Linked DNA regions of Homo sapiens: region 2 is linked to region 1. A link is an interaction called in ENCODE POLR2A ChIA-PET data of the cell type or tissue named here. Cell type or tissue: GM12878. All regions are shown on one strand. Each heading gives the region's core, and the rest is flanking DNA. Links, peaks and the distances in the headings are about the cores only.

The links. ChIA-PET counts read pairs that join two places held together with the same protein. Peaks named below come from ENCODE experiments on the same cell type or tissue, not always from the same donor. Only the 100,000 strongest peaks of a DNase experiment are listed, where the experiment ranks them.
Region 2: POLR2A ChIA-PET joins it to region 1 with 8 read pairs; 3 of 35 experiments call an interaction of 5 or more read pairs at or near these places.

What each region holds. Positions count from the first base shown.
Region 1 is chr3:15,771,280-15,779,242 of GRCh38, reverse strand. The region is part of intron 2 of ANKRD28 (ankyrin repeat domain 28); the gene reads left to right. Among named protein-coding and RNA genes, the nearest start is that of ANKRD28, 23 kb to the left of the region's middle. In GM12878, for the core only: a CTCF peak has its summit at 3,846; a DNase peak (open chromatin) is centred at 3,862; H3K27ac peaks cover 1,251 bases.
Region 2 is chr3:15,590,790-15,598,752 of GRCh38, reverse strand. HACL1 (2-hydroxyacyl-CoA lyase 1) reads left to right here. Exons shown (of 17, transcript NM_012260.4): 3 at 2,329-2,369; 4 at 7,073-7,153. Among named protein-coding and RNA genes, the nearest start is that of HACL1, 6.8 kb to the left of the region's middle. In GM12878, for the core only: no CTCF peak of the experiment used is centred there; no DNase peak of the experiment used is centred there.

The sequences.
Region 1 (7,963 bases), core at 976-5,975:
TACCTGCATTCTCACCCTCTTCCTTTGCCTCGTCTTAAGCTTTCAGGCTGCAGTTTATGGTAGGCAGACTTTTAAGATGGTCCCCTGTATTATTTCTGGTATTGTAAGCATGATAGGGTATTGTATGAGTTTGTTCTCCCTCTGCTATGAAGAACTACCTGAGACTGGGTAATTTATTAAAAAAGAGGTTTAATTGACTCACAGTTCTGCATGGCTGTGGGGGCCTCAGGAAACTTACAATCATGGCAGAAGGCACCTCTTCACAGGGTGACAGGAGAGAGAATGACTGCCAGCAGGGCAAATGCTACATACTTATACAACCATCAGATCTCCTGAGACTCACTTATTATCATGAGAATAGCATGGGGGAACTGCCCCCCATGATTCATTTACCTCCACCTAGTCCCATCCTTGACACGTAGGGATTATTACAATTTAAGATTAAATTTGGGTAGGGATACAGAGCCAAACCATATCAGGTCTCATTCCTGATTAGTTTATGTCATCTGGCAGAGCACAAAGCTGACTCTAGGTAAGTGAGATTATCTAGATGGGTGTGCCCTAATCACATGAACTCTAAATCTGGGTCTAGAGTTAGGAACAAAGAGAGTAGGAGATTAGACGTATGAGAGGGATTTGATGTGAAGGATATTCTCTCTTGCTGGCTTTGAAGATGGAGGGAGCCATATGGTAAGAACTCAGGCATTCTCTGCTAGTGGAGGGTGACCTCTGGCTGACAACTGGGAAAGGAAAATGGAGGTCTTAGAAGGACAAAGAACTGACCATTTCCTGAATGAGCCAAAAAACAGATTTTTTTTCCTTTAGTCAGGTCTCTAGGTGAGAACACAGCCCATCAACACCTTGATTTCAACTTTGTGTAACCCTCAGCAGAGAACCCAGTCACACCATGCCTGAATTACTGCCCTTAAAACTGTGAACTAAAAGATTATTTGTTTTAAGCTGTTGCACTTTTTTAAAATAGCTACTATTTATCATACTCTGGGTATAAAAACAGGGAATAAACAAGATTCCTATCTCCAGAGTTAGAGCCATTGAACATGAAACAAGTCAATTAATATGATGATTGTTACAAGGGAGACGTTCAGAGTGCTATGGACACCTATTAGGCTGATGTAATACCAGCTGGGAGACCACGAAAGGAGCTCCAGAAAAAAGATACTTATGTATGATACGCATTTTTTATTGCTGCATAACAAATTACTAAGTGTTAGAAGCGAATGAATATAAAGAAAACATAGCCCCTGACTTCAGCAAGTTTATGATCTAAAGGTATTTGGTTATATTATGTGTGGGTATTGACGGGGCTAGGGCGGAGAGGGTGTGTGTGTGTGTGTGTGTGTGTGTGTGTGTGTGTGTGTGTGTGTGTGTGTGTAGTTTGGTTTTGGTGATGGGAGCAGTCAACTGTCCAGGTTGCCCCTCTGAAGTCACTGCTCTGACAGACCATAAACAGAAAACTGCAAATGATAACAAACTTACTATTTCATAAGAGAATACTACCATTCTCCATATTTCGGGTACACATGTGTTTTGTTTCGCCCTTTCTGTTTCAAGTTTATTGAAAAGAAGCCTGTTTAGCTTAATTGTACTTGGGCAGCTGACACTTGACTAGTTCAAAAGATAATAAACTCATCATTTAGAACACATGTGTCTTTGTATATGAGAAATAAATAACAGTTACAAATACTGTAGGTCAAGGTTTCATCATTGGTTTGGAAGATAAATATGTACAGTGAGGGTTTGGGGTTTTATTTACACAGAAACTAGATTACTTCCCCCACACCCTAAGATTGCGTTGCACAGATCTCTGGTAATAAAATTTCTACTTTTATTCCTGATTCCGTGTAGAACCAAATTGATGCTTTGGGGAGGGGGCATGGGTAGATAAAGGATAAGTAGTTTTTTCAGTTTTCAGGTGACTTTTTTCTTTTTTTTCTTTTTTTTTTTTTTTTTGAGACGGAGTCTCGCTCTGTCACCTAGGCTGGTACAGTGGCGCAATCTCAGCTCACTGCAAGCTCTACCTCCCAGGTTCATGCCATTCTCCTGCCTCAATCTCCCGAGTAGCTGGGGCTACAGATGCCCACTGCTAAGCCCAGCTAATTTTTTGTATTTTTGTAGAGATGGGGTTTCACCACGTTAACCAGGATGGTCTCGATCTCCTGACCTTGTGATCCACCCACCTCGGCCTCCCAAAGTGCTGGGATTACAGGTGTGAGCCTCTGCTCCTGGCCCAGGTGACTTTTTTTCATTTTGAACATTAGTTCAGGAGAACAAAACTTCCTAAACCAACAAAAGCAACGACTGTTCTTAGGCTGGAAATATCATTTCAGAGCTTTTGTTTTCTGTCAATTCTTTGATATATTTTACCTCTTAATTCAGATGTGTTTTAATTGATATTTTGGAAGAATGGTTACACTTTCATAACCAACTTTTTCCTCCTCCTTTTAACTTTTTTAAAATTAGGAAATATAATAAACTTATGTAAAACAAATGTACAATTTAATGAATATGTGAATGTCACCACGACCCAGATCAGAAAACAGAACATCATTAGCACCTCAGAAGTGCCCTTGTTGGTGACCACTTTATGATCAAAACTTTCCACCCCACCCCTCAGTGTTACCCGTAAATTTTTATAATAGTCTCTTCTGGTTTTCTTTATAATTTTGCCACCTACTTATTCTTCCCCAAGCAATATAATTTAGTTTTGCATATTTTGAATCAAATGGATCATACAGTATATTTTCTTCGAGTCTGGGTTCTTTTGTGCAATGCTATTTTGTTTTAAAAATTGACCTGATTCCACTGAATGCATCCAACACAGTTTATCCATTCTGCTATTGATGGATAATTGGGTTGTTTCACATTTTTTTTCTATTTTGAATGATGCAGCTATTTGTAAACTTGTCTTCTGATGCACATAAGCGTGCATTTCTATAGTATAAATACTTGGCTATACATATATTCAGCTTTACTTGATAATGTCATATTATTAAATAACTTAAACTTCCATGAGCACTGTGTGAGAATTCTTATTCATCCACATCTTTGGACCACATTCTTGGTTTTTGAAGTATGTAGTGTACGATATGGTAAAGTGTTTATTTGGACATAGTCCAGTTTCCTAGCATACAGCTTCTAAAAAACCCTTGTAATTTCTGGGGTGATAAGTGTCTTTTTTATGCTTATGAGGTGCTATCTGAGCTATTTGAGGCCCCTCAGATAGCTTAAAGATGAGGGCTTGTCACCTGAAAGACCAAAGCATGATTAGAGGGCTTGAACTTTTCAAGCCCCCCACCCCCCAGTCTCTGGAGAAAGAAGAGGGACTGAATGTTGAGTTGGTCACCAGTAGCCAGTTATTTAATCAGTCATGCTTATGTAATGAATCCTCTATAAAAGCCCAAAAGGACTGGGTTCAGGGATTTTCCAGTAGCTGAACATGTGGCAGTTCCTGGAGGGTGGTGCACCCAGAGAGGGAATGGAAGTTGCACGCCCTTCCGTGGAAGCTGTGTGCCTTATACGTCTCTTTCATCTGGCTGTTCATCTGTACCCTTTTTTGTGTTATTAATACATCAGTAAATATAAATAAAGTGTTCCCAGAATTATTTGAGCTCCTCTAGCAAACTAATCAAACCTGAGAAAGAGGTAGTGGGAACCTCAATTTATAGCCAGTTGGTGAGAAGTATAGGTGAAAACCTACTAGTAGGGACTGGCATCTGAAGTAAGGGGCAGTCTTTTGGGACTGAGCACTCACTTTGAGATCTGATGCTATCTTCAGGTAGATAGTGTCAGGATTAAATGGAATTAGAGTACACCCAGCTGGTGTCCTCCGGGGAATTGCTTTATGAGGAAACAACCTCCACACATCAAGTATCAGTTTTGTATTGAGTGGTGTGTGAGTAGAAGGGGAAAAACTGATTTTTCCTCCTACATAGTTGTATGTTGTTATTTTAGCTTGCTTTTTTATGACAGTTTCAGGCACATTTTATATGTTAATTAAGCATGCATATAGCCAGCCTCTTTTATGAAGTACCTGTTAAATCTCCTGGGCCGGGCACAGTGGCTCACGCCTGTAATCCCACCACTTTGGGAGGCCAAGGTGGGTGGATCATTTGAGGTCAGGAGTTCAAGACCAGCCTGGCCAACATGGTGAAACTCCATCTCTACTAAAGATACAAAAGTTAGCCAGGCGTGGTGGTGGGCACCTGTAGTCCCAGCTACTGGGGAGGCTGAGGCAGGAGAATCGCTTGAATCCTGGAGGCAGAGGTTGCAGTGAGCCGAGATTGTGCTGCTGCACTCCAGCCTGGGCAACAGAGTGAGACTCTGTCTGAAAAATAAATACATACATACATAAATAAATCTCCTGCCTACTTTTCTTTTGAGTTGTCTCTTATTAATTTGCAGCGGGTCTTTTTATATTCTGGATATGAGCCCTTTTTGACTTGCGTGTGTTGCAGATATCTTCTCCCATTCAAACTTGTCTTTTCAGAATTCTTTATGGTATAATTAAACATGAGGTCTTAATTTTTTATGCCTTGTTTTTCAGTTTTTTAAAAATAGTTAATGCTTTTGATATCTTGTTTCAGAAGTCTTTCCCTAACTTGAGTTGTAAAGATAATATTCCATATTCATATATGAGTGCTTTTAACATTTTGCTGCTTACATTTAGTTTTATAATATATTTGCAGTTAAATTATACATATAATGTGAGGTAGTGTTTGGGTTTGGTTTTTGTTTTCATTCTTTTCCAAATAGGTACCACATTGTCCCAGCATAATTTAAATGCCCATATTTTGTTGGGTGGTTTTCTTATTTTTGAGTTTTGAGAGTTCTTTATATATTCCGAATTCAAGTTCTCTGTCAGATCTGTGATTTGCAAGTATTTTTTCCCAGTGCATGCTTTGTCTTTTTATCCTCTTAACTATGTCTTTCTCAGTACAAAAGTCTCATTTTGATGAAGTTTAATTCATTAACTTCATGGATTTTGCTTTTGGTATTGCATCTAAGAGCTCTTTACACAACCCACAATTTTCTAAGTTTAATAATTTTAGATTTGGGAAATAGGTCTATGATTCCTTTTAAGTTAATATTCATATTAGGTGTTAGGTATAGATGGAGGTTAATTTTGTGGCATGTGATTATCCAGGACTATTTGTTGAAAAGATTATTTCTACATTGACTTGCCTTTGTACTTTAGTCAAAAATCAATCATATTTGTGTGGGTTTATTTCTAGACTCTGCTCTGGTCATGTCTGCCTTTTTTCTCATACCACCCTCCCTTGATTACTTCACTTTTATAGTAATTATTGCAGTCAAACAGCGTGAGGCCCCCAACTTTGCTGTTCCTCCTAAATTGTTTCTGCCTTTTTAGTTTGTCTTTCTACGTAAATTTTAGCTTTTTAATATCTACAAGAAATCCTGTGAGGATTTTTATTGTGATTGCATTGAATCTATAGATCAAATTGAGGAAAACTGGCATTTTAGCAATAGTGAGTCTTCCAATTCATGAACATGGTCTCTCATCATTTACTTAGGTGTTCTTTGATTTTTTTCTTGCGTGTTTCATAGTTTTCAGCATACAAATCTTGAAATTTTTTTTTTCTTTTTTGACATGGAGTCTTACTCTGTTGCCCAGGCAGGAGTGCAGTCTTGGCTCACTGCAACCTCCATGTCCTGGGTTCAAGCAATTCTCCTGCCTCAGCTTCTCAAGTAACTGGGATTACAGGCGCACACCACCACACCCAGCTAATTTTTGTATTTTTAGTAGAGGCAGGGTTTTGCCATGTTGGCCAGGCTGGTCTTGAATTCTTGACCTCAGGTGATCCGCCCACCTTAGCCTCCCATAGTACTGGGTTTACAGGAGTGAGCCACTGCATCTGGCCCAAATCTTGCAAATTTTTATTAGATTTATGCTTAAGCATTTATTTTCCTTCTTTCTCTTTTTACCTTTTGATGCTATTCTAAATGATACCTTTTTTTTAGTATAACTTTCACTTATTAATTGCTAGTAAGAAATATAGTTGGTTTTGTATATTGACCTTGCATTCAACAACTTTTCTAAACTTAGTCTAGGAATTTTTTTTTTTTTTAGATTCCTTGGGATTTTCTTTATAAATAATATGCCATCTATGACTAGAGATACTTTTCTTTCTTCCCTCTCAATTGATAAGATTTTTTGCTTTTCCTTATTTTACTGACAAGTACTTGGGTAGGAGTGGTGAGAGTAGACATTTTTGCCTCATTCCTATCTCAGAAAAAAACATTCACTCTTTCACCATTAAATTACCTGTCAGCTGTAGATTTTTGTTGTACCCTTTATCGGATTAAGAAAGTTCCCCTCTAAGTTTGCTGAGAGTTTTAAAAATTATGAGCTAGCTGGGCGTGGTTGTATGTGCCTGTAATCTCAGCTACTCAGGAGGCTGAGGCAGGAGAATCGCTTGAACCCGGGAGGTGGAGGTTGCAGTGAGCCGAGATCGCGCCACTGCACGCTAGCCTGGGCAACAGAGGGAGACTCTGCCTCAAAAATAAATGAATAAATAAATAATTTTTTTAAAAATCATGAGTACATGTTGGATTTTGTTAAATGCGATGATTATATGACCTTTCTTTTTATTAGTCTGCTAATATGTTGAATTACACCAGTTGGTTTTAGTTGAATGATACTTGTGATCCCAGAATAAACTCCAGTTGGTCGTGATGTAGTACCCTTTTCAAATATTGCTGAATTCAATTTGCTGATATTTAGTTGAAGATATTTATGTCTCTGTTGATGGGGGATATTCATCTCTGGGTTTTTTTGTTTTTTGTAATTGTCTGGTTTTGGTATCAGGATGATAATGTTGGCTTCATCTTTTTATGTTTTGGGGATTTTATTGATAATCCCCTCTTAGTTATGATACAGACTATTTTTTCCTTTGATCATTCTGACTTGAAGATTACTAATTATATTGATCTTTTCAAAGAATCAGCTTTTGAGTTCACTGATACTCTGTTTTTGTTTTGTTTTCATCTTTATCATTTTCATCCTTCTGCTTTTTTTGCTGGTTATTTTGCCCTTTTTTCTAGTTTAAGTGAAAGCTTAAATTATTGATTTAAGACCTTCTTTTCTGATACAAACATTTAATATATAAATTGCTCTCTATTGCTTTAACTTTATCCCCCAAATTTTAATGTGTTGTATTCATTTTCATTCCATTCAAAATACTTTTCTAATGTTCTTGGAGACTTCCTCTTTACATGGGTTATTTAGAAGTAGTTTTCTACATTTATTCTACTTTACTACTGAAATATGCTTTGAATCCCAAATACTTGGCAATTTTCAAATTGTCAGGTTATCTTTCTGTTATTTATTTCCAATTTAATTTTGTTATGGCCAAAGAACATACTTAGTATGATTTTGCTTTATTTTAATGTGTTAAGGTTTGGTTTTGGCTCAGAATATGGTTTATCTAAATGTTTCAAGTGCTTTTGAAAATAAATGATATCGTTTGGATGTTTGTCCCCTCCAAATCTCATGTTGAAATGTGATCTTCAATCTTGGAGGTGGAGCCTAATGGGAAATGTTTGGATCATGGGGGCAGATCCTTTATAAATGGATTGGTGCCTTCCCAGCAGTAAATGTGAGTGAGTTCTAGCTCTCCTACTTCATGCAACAGCTGGTTGTTTAAAGAGCTTGGCACCCCCTCTTCTCTCTCTTGATCACTCTCTTCACCTTGTGACACCCCTGCTCTCCTTTTGCCTTCTACCACCATTGTAAGCTTCCTGAGGCCCTCATCAGAAGCAGATGCTGGTGCCATGCCTTTTTTTTTTTTTTTTGAGACAGAGTTTTGCTCTGTCACCCAGGCTGCAGTGCAGTGGCGGGATCTCGGCTCACTGCAACCTCCACCTCCCAGGTTCAAGCGATTCTGCTGCCTCAGCCTCCCAAGTAGCTGGGATTACAGGTGCC
Region 2 (7,963 bases), core at 1,432-6,431, 180 kb after region 1:
AACAGGCTAAGGCATTCAGGACATGTTTGTGATAAAGAGAAAGATGTAGTTGGGTGTGACTTCATTGTCTTTGATTAGATCCATAGAGTAATCAAGACATACTGACCAATTGGCCAGCAAGTAGGCAGATTGTCAGCAAGTTCATTGTTCTTGAGAGCTTACTGTGTGTGGGCACTATTTTGAGTGTTTTACACATACGAACTGATTTCATCCTCACAGCAGTGCTTTGAATTATTTTCATTTTATAGATGAAGAAACAGAGATTTAGAGCAACTTGCCAAAATTACACAGTAGAAAGTGGGGAAGCTGGGATTTAAATCAAAACAGATTGGCTCGAGAGTCCACTCTCTAAGTACCATGTACACTGTTCTGCCTGTGAATGGAGGTAGTTTAGTAGAGGAACAGATCTTTTATGGTCATAAAACCAGTTATGGCCAGGCGCGGTGGCTCACGCCTGTAATCCCAGCACTTTGGGAGGCTGAGGCAGGCAGATCACCTGAGGTCAGGAGTTTGAGACCAGCCTGACCAACATGGAGAAACCCCGTTTCTAAAAATATAAAATTAGCCAGGCGTGGTGGTGCATGTTTGTAATGCCAGCTGCTCGGGAAGCTGAGGCAGGAGAATTGCTTGAACCTGGGAGGTGGAGGTTGCCGTGAGCCAATATTGCATCATTGCACTCCAGCCTGGGCAACAAGAGCGAAACTCCGAAACTCTGTCTCAAAAAAAAAAAACAAAACAAAACAAAATAAAACAAAACAAAACAGTTACCTCTCAACTTTTGACATTTCCTACCAGAGGAATATACTTTTTGTTACGTGTTGTTGTATATTTTGCATTGCCTAGCAACATTTCTTACCTAGCTATCATAAGTGGGCAATTCTTTTGGGTGTCTAAATAAAGTGTTCTTATTGCAGCAGGTATTTACATGCCTGCATTTCTTAGGAGTTGTCTTATTCTCCTAATGTGAATTTGGCCTTATGTGCAAAAGGAAAGAGAGATGGGGCCAGTAGAGAATAGCGACACAGGAAAAGAGCAGAGTCTTTGTGCAGGTTCTCAGTGGGTGTATGATAGTAGAGCCAGTTAAGATTATGATCCATAAACATTTCCTTTTTTTTTTTTTCCACATTTATGTCGTTAATGTGGAGTTCTTTAAGACAGTATACTACTTCATTTAAAGCTGAATGAAGGCTAGGAAATACGCAATTCATTATTATTTCTAAAGAAATGAGAAGAAATAATACTGGGAAAAAAATGATGTCCCAGACTAAGAAGAATTTGAGAGAGCACTCAGCATTTTCCCAGGTTATCTTGTGTGCATTTAATTTAGTGCCCCCTCTCTTCCTGATTATGAGCTGAAGTAGAGTTACAAGGTAAAAACTATCCATATGCAGGCCATAAAGGAAATCTCAATAAATCGCCAAGGATTGAAAGCGTGCAGTATATGTCACCTGACCATGTGGAAGTAAAGTGGAACTCAATAAGAGATCACTAAAAAGAATCTCAGACCTTTGGAAATTAAGCAACATACTTTTTGGTATTTTGTAAATATTTGAAAAGATTAACAAAATGAATAAACTTCAAGATAGACTGATTGAGAATAAAAGAGAAAACAGATTACCAATGTCAGGAATGAAAAAGGAGGTATCACTACAGATCCTAATTAACCAATGGGTTGAAGAAGAAATCACAATGGAAAGTAGAAAATATTTTGAATAGAATGATAATGAAAAGATGCAACTCAAACTTGTAACCTATAACTAAAGCAGTTCTTGGAATCATTTTAAACAAATTATTAGTAAAGAAAATTAAAAACCAGTGTTCTAAATTTGTATTTTAAGAAGCTAGAAAAAGAAAAGCAAATCAAATTCAAAATGACTGAAATAATAAATACAAGAACAGAAATCAATGAAATAGAAAACAAACAATAGAGAAAAACCAACAAAAATTTTCGAAGAACTAAAAAAATTTGTTCTTTGAAAAGATGGATAAATTTGATAAACCCCTCATGAGACTGATGAAGAATAAAAGAAAGAAAACAAATTACCAATATTGTTAATAAAAGAGGACATTCCTATTGATCCTGCAGATATTTAAGCAATTGTAAGAGGATGTTTTGAATAACATACATATGAACAAATTTCCTGAAAAACTAAAATTTAGATAACCATTATTTGAAATTTATGTGTAGAACATTTATTACTAAGGTTGGAAATATTTTAATTCTGCCTTTACCACTATGTTCTTGTCTATTATTTAATAGTAAGTTGCTGTCATAAATGTACTATAAGGATCCCAATATGCTCAAGTCCCAGTGTTGTTTTCTCGTAGGCTTGTTATGCTGCCTCCGCGATTGGATATCTGACAAGCAGGTAAACTAAAATTTGTTTCACTTCAATTACTTTAATATTTTGGGGTAGAACTATTACGTCTTTCAGCTGAAGGATGAGTTCATTTGGAAAGATTATAGAAAAATATATTAAATAACAAAGGATAAAAAACATTTAAAACTCTCTGAGGACCACATCAAAAGAATAATGATACCAGAAGTGTTTCAGAGTGGAACACATTGCCATTTTGTAGAGTGAATCACTGGTGATCAGATAGTGAGTTGATGTATGATACCTTGTCTTGGATCTCACAACTACCCCAGCACACTTAATACAAAAATGCTTGGTTCAAAATGTGACTGTTGAGAGCTGTTCCACACGTTCTGATTTTTTAGTGTGTATCCATGTTACCTAACTACCACCCCCTTTTTATTATTAAAAATTAATACATTTTTAAAATGTCCATTTTGGAAAACTTGGAAAATATAGAAAGCACAAAGAAGAAAATGAAAATCGACTAGGCACGGTGGGTCACGCCTGTAATCCCAGCACTTTGGGAGGCTGAGGCAGGTGGATCACCTGAGGTCAGGAGTTTGAGACCAGCTTGGCCAACATGGTGAAACACCATCTCTACTAAAAATACAAAAATCACCCTGGTGTGGTGGCATGCGTCTGTAATCCCAGCTACTCGGGAGGCTGAGGCAGGAGAATCGGCTTGAACCCAGGAGGCGGAGGTTGCAGTGAGCTGAGATTGCGCCACTGCACTCCAGCCTGGGTGATAGAGTGAGACTCCGTCTCAAAAAAAAAAAAAAAAAAAAAAAGGAAAAAAGATGAAGAAAATCACCTATGATCTCAGAACTGTTAAGAATTGGTCATTTTCTTCCAGTTTTTTCCCTTATCTATGTATTTTTTAAGCAGAATTTGGACTCTCACAGGAATGTGTATCATACTTTTTTCACATATGTTAGTTTTAATACATTTTTTTATTTCCAAAAATGAAACTAGTAATTCAGTTGCTAAGAAATGCAAACTAATAAGATTCTCAAAGTCTAGACCTCACCAGAATAGTTTTTTTTCTGTGATAAGGAACTTGTGAATTTGAACCTGAAAAAAATAGGCCATCAAGTAACACTATTGTCACTGTTTTCTGCCGCTTTATTTACATATGACAAATATTTTAATCTTTTCATTTAGCTTGGAAAGCATTTAAATTATAGTTATTAATTAATGCCTTAATGTAAAAAATGCTAGAACAATGATTAAGAGAATGGTTAAAAGTTCATACTTTTTTTTTTTTGAGATGGAGTCTTGCACTGTTATCTGGGCTGGACAGTGCAGTGGTGCAATCTCGGCTCAGTGGAACCTCTGCCTCCTGGGTTCAAGCGATCCTCATGCCTCAGCTTCCCCAGTAGCTGGGATTACAGGCATGCACCACCACACCCAGCTAATTTTTGTATTTTAGTAGAGATGGGGTTTCACTATGTTGGCCAGGATGGTCTCTGTCTCTTGACCTCATGATCTGCTGGCCTTGGCCTCCCAAAGGGCTGGGATTACAGGCGTGAGCCACCATGCCCGGCCGAAAAGTTCATATTTAAAACATTTTTGCTGTTTGAATGAACTTCTGGAGCTGCACTGGCAAGTATAGTAGCCACGAGCCGTATGACTTGTTTACATTTAAATTAATTAAAATTAAATAACATTTAAATCATAGTTTATCAGTTTGTAGTAGCCACATTTCAAGTGCTCAGTAACCATGTCAGTAGTGGCTACCGTATCATACTGCAAATGCAGAACATTTCTATTACTATACAAAGTTCTGTTGGATAGTACTGTTCTAGAAGTTTAGTTTACTTGGTGGTAATTACTTATTTTCAAGTCTGTCTTAAACAGAAATTTTTAAGAAATTATTTTATAAGTGTAAAATGGTGAACTGAATTATATTGAGATACCTTTTTCCCGAGTGGTTTAAGCTTAGAAAGTCACACTGAAGGGTAAAACATTCAAGTTCAATATTTATTTATTTGGAGTCTCACTCTGTCGTCTCCATGCTGGAGTGCAGTGGCACCATCTCGGCTCACTGCAAACTCCACCTCCCAGGTTCCAGCGATTCTCCTGCCTCAGCCTCCCAAGTAGCTGGCACTACAGGTGTGCACCACCATACTCAGCTAGTTTTTATATTTTTTAGAGACAGGGTTTCATCATGTTGCCCAGGCTGGTCTTGAACTCCTAGACTCAAGTGATCCATCTGCCTCAGCCTCTCAAGATGCTGGGATTACAGACGTCAGCCACCGTGCTCAGCCTCAAATTCAGTTTTAAAAGATTTTGGGGACCAGGCGCGGTGGCTCATGCCTGTAATCCCAGCACTTTGGGAGGCCGAGGCGGGTGGATCACCTGAGGCCAGGAGTTGGAGACAAGCCTGGCCAAACATGGTGAAACCCCGTCTCTACTAAAAATACAAAAATTAGCCGGGTGTGGTGGCACATGCCTGTAATCCCAGCTACTTGGGAGGCTGAGGCAGGAGAATCACTTGAATCCGGGAGGCGGAGGTTGCAGTGAGCCGAGATCACACCATTGCACTGCAGCCTGGGGAACAAGAACGAGACTTCGTCTCAAAAAAAAAAAAAAAAAAGACAAAAAAAAAAACACAAAACATTTTGGGCAGAGCACTGCATTCAGAATTACTTTCCTATCAAAGATCAGTCGACGTTATATTTATTTGTTAAGAAATGAAAAAAAAACCTTTTTTCATACAAAAATGAACTCAGCAGTCAAAAATTTGCTTCTGTATACCATTAACTTGATTTAGTCCAGATGTAGTCCAGATCAAAATAAGTGGTTAGAGACATAAGGTGTGAAAATGATAGGTACCTTATTTCTCACAAGAAATCCGATATCTTTCTTTTTTTGGGCCAGGCATGCTGGCTTATGCCTGTAATCCCAGCACTTTGGGAGGCCAAGGCAGGCAGATTGCTTGAGCCCAGGAGTTCAAGACCAGCCTGGGCAACATGGTGAAACCCCATCTCTACCAAAAAAAAATACAAAAAATTAGCCGGGTGTGGTGGCATCTGCCTGTAGTCCCGGTTACTTGGGAGGCTGTGGTGGGAAGATCACCTGAGCTTAGGAGGTTGAGGCTGCAGTGAGCCCTGATCATGCCACTGCACTCCAGCCTGAGCAACAGAGTGAGATGCTATCTCAAAAAAAAAGTGTGTATATATATACACACACGCACATATATATGTGTGTATATATACACACATATATACGTATGTGTGTATGTGTGTATATATACATATATACGTATGTGTGTGTATATATACACACACATATATGTATATGTGTGTGTATATATACACTTTTTTTGAGATAGCATCTCACTCTTGCCCAGAGTATATATGTACATATGCGTACATGTGTATACACGCACACATGTGCGTACATGTGTATACACGCACACATGTGCGTACATGTGTATACACGCACACATGTGCGTACATGTGTATACACGCACACATGTGCGTACATGTGTATACACGCACACATGTGCGTACATGTGTATACACGCACACATGTGCGTACATGTGTATACACGCACACATGTGCGTACATGTGTATACACGCACACATGTGCGTACATGTGTATACACGCACACATGTGCGTACATGTGTATACACGCACACATGTGCGTACATGTGTATACACGCACACATGTGCGTACATGTGTATACACGCACACATGTGCGTACATGTGTATACACGCACACATGTGCGTACATGTGTATACACGCACACATGTGCGTACATGTGTATACACGCACACATGTGCGTACATGTGTATACACGCACACATGTGCGTACATGTGTATACACGCACACATGTGCGTACATGTGTATACATGTGTATATGTATACAAGTGTATATACAAGTGTATATGTATACAAGTGTATGTATACGTGTGTGTATGTATACGTGTGTGTATGTATACGTGTGTCTACATGCATACGTGTGTGTATACGTGTGTCTACATGTATACACGTGTGTGTATACGTGTGTCTGTATGTATACATATATATAGAGTATACTCTGGTGCCCAGAGTATATATACATATATGTATACATATATATACGTATGTATACATATACACGTATGTATACGTATATATGGATCCATATATACACGTATGTATACGTATATACGTATGTATACATATATACACGCATGTATACATATATACGTATGTATACATATATACATGCATGTATACGTATATACGTATGTATACATATATACACGTATGTATACGTATATAGTGTGTATATATACGTATATAGTGTGTGTATATATACGTATACGTATATACGTATATATACGTATATAGTGTGTGTATATATACGTATGTAGTGTGTGTATATATACGTATATAGTATATACTATAGGTATATAGTGTGTATATATATACACTATGTATATAGTGTGTGTATATATACACGTATATACGTATATATACACTATATACATATATAGTGTATACACTATATACGTATATGTGTGTATGTATATATATCGCGATATATATATATCGCCTTGTTTTTTAATTAAAAATATTCTAATAATTGTTTTATCAGTTATAGTAAAGACTTGTATGTCCTTCCTTTGAAGTCCAAGATTGCCATGTTTCACACTAAAGTGTTATGAATCAGTTGTTACATTTGACCTGATTTTAATAAATTCTGTTTTGCTTTTAGGCCAGGAGTCTGCCTTGTTGTTTCTGGCCCAGGTCTCATCCATGCCTTGGGCGGTATGGCAAATGCAAACATGAACTGCTGGTAATGACATTATTATTACTGAAAACATTTTCTTAAAAAGGTCACTGCAGGATTTTACTGAGTAGAGCTAATGCTGATCTAGGGTAGAAAGACTTGGAAAAAAAAAACCCCTTCAATTCTTAGAAACTGAAAGTAGAGTTAGTTACCGGGGAGGGAATGAGGAGGAGGAGGGGGAATAGGGAGATAGGTCAAAGGGTACAAAGTTTCAGTCAAGTACGATAAAGCCTGGAGATCTAATGTACAACATGAAAGCCATAGTTAATAATATTGTGTATTGTAAATTTGCAAAGAGAGTAAATTTTAGGTACTTTTACCAAAAAAAGTGACTATTTCTACAATATCTTAGGAAAAAAAGTAACATGAATATGTTAATTTGCTTGACTGTAGTAATCATTTCACTATATGTACATCAAAATATCATATGGTATACCTTAAATAGATATAACTTAAAAAAGAGTATTAGGAAGAAAATTCAAAGCACCAGTAATTTAGTTACTTAGAGATAAACACTTTCTTTTTTTGAGACGGAGTCTCTCTGTCGCCCAGGCTGGAGTGCAGTGGTGCAATCTTGGCACACCACAACCTCTGCCTCCCAGGTTCAAGTGATTCTCCTGCGTCAGCCTCCCAAGTAGCTGGGATTACAGGCCCCTGCCACCACGCCCGGCTAATTTTTGTATTTTTAGTAGAGAAGAGGTTTCACCATGCTGGCCAGGCTGGTCTCAAACTCCTGACCTCAGGTGATCCACCTGCCTTGGCTTCCCAAAGTGCTGGGATTACAGGCATGAGCCACCGCACCCAGCTGCCATAAAC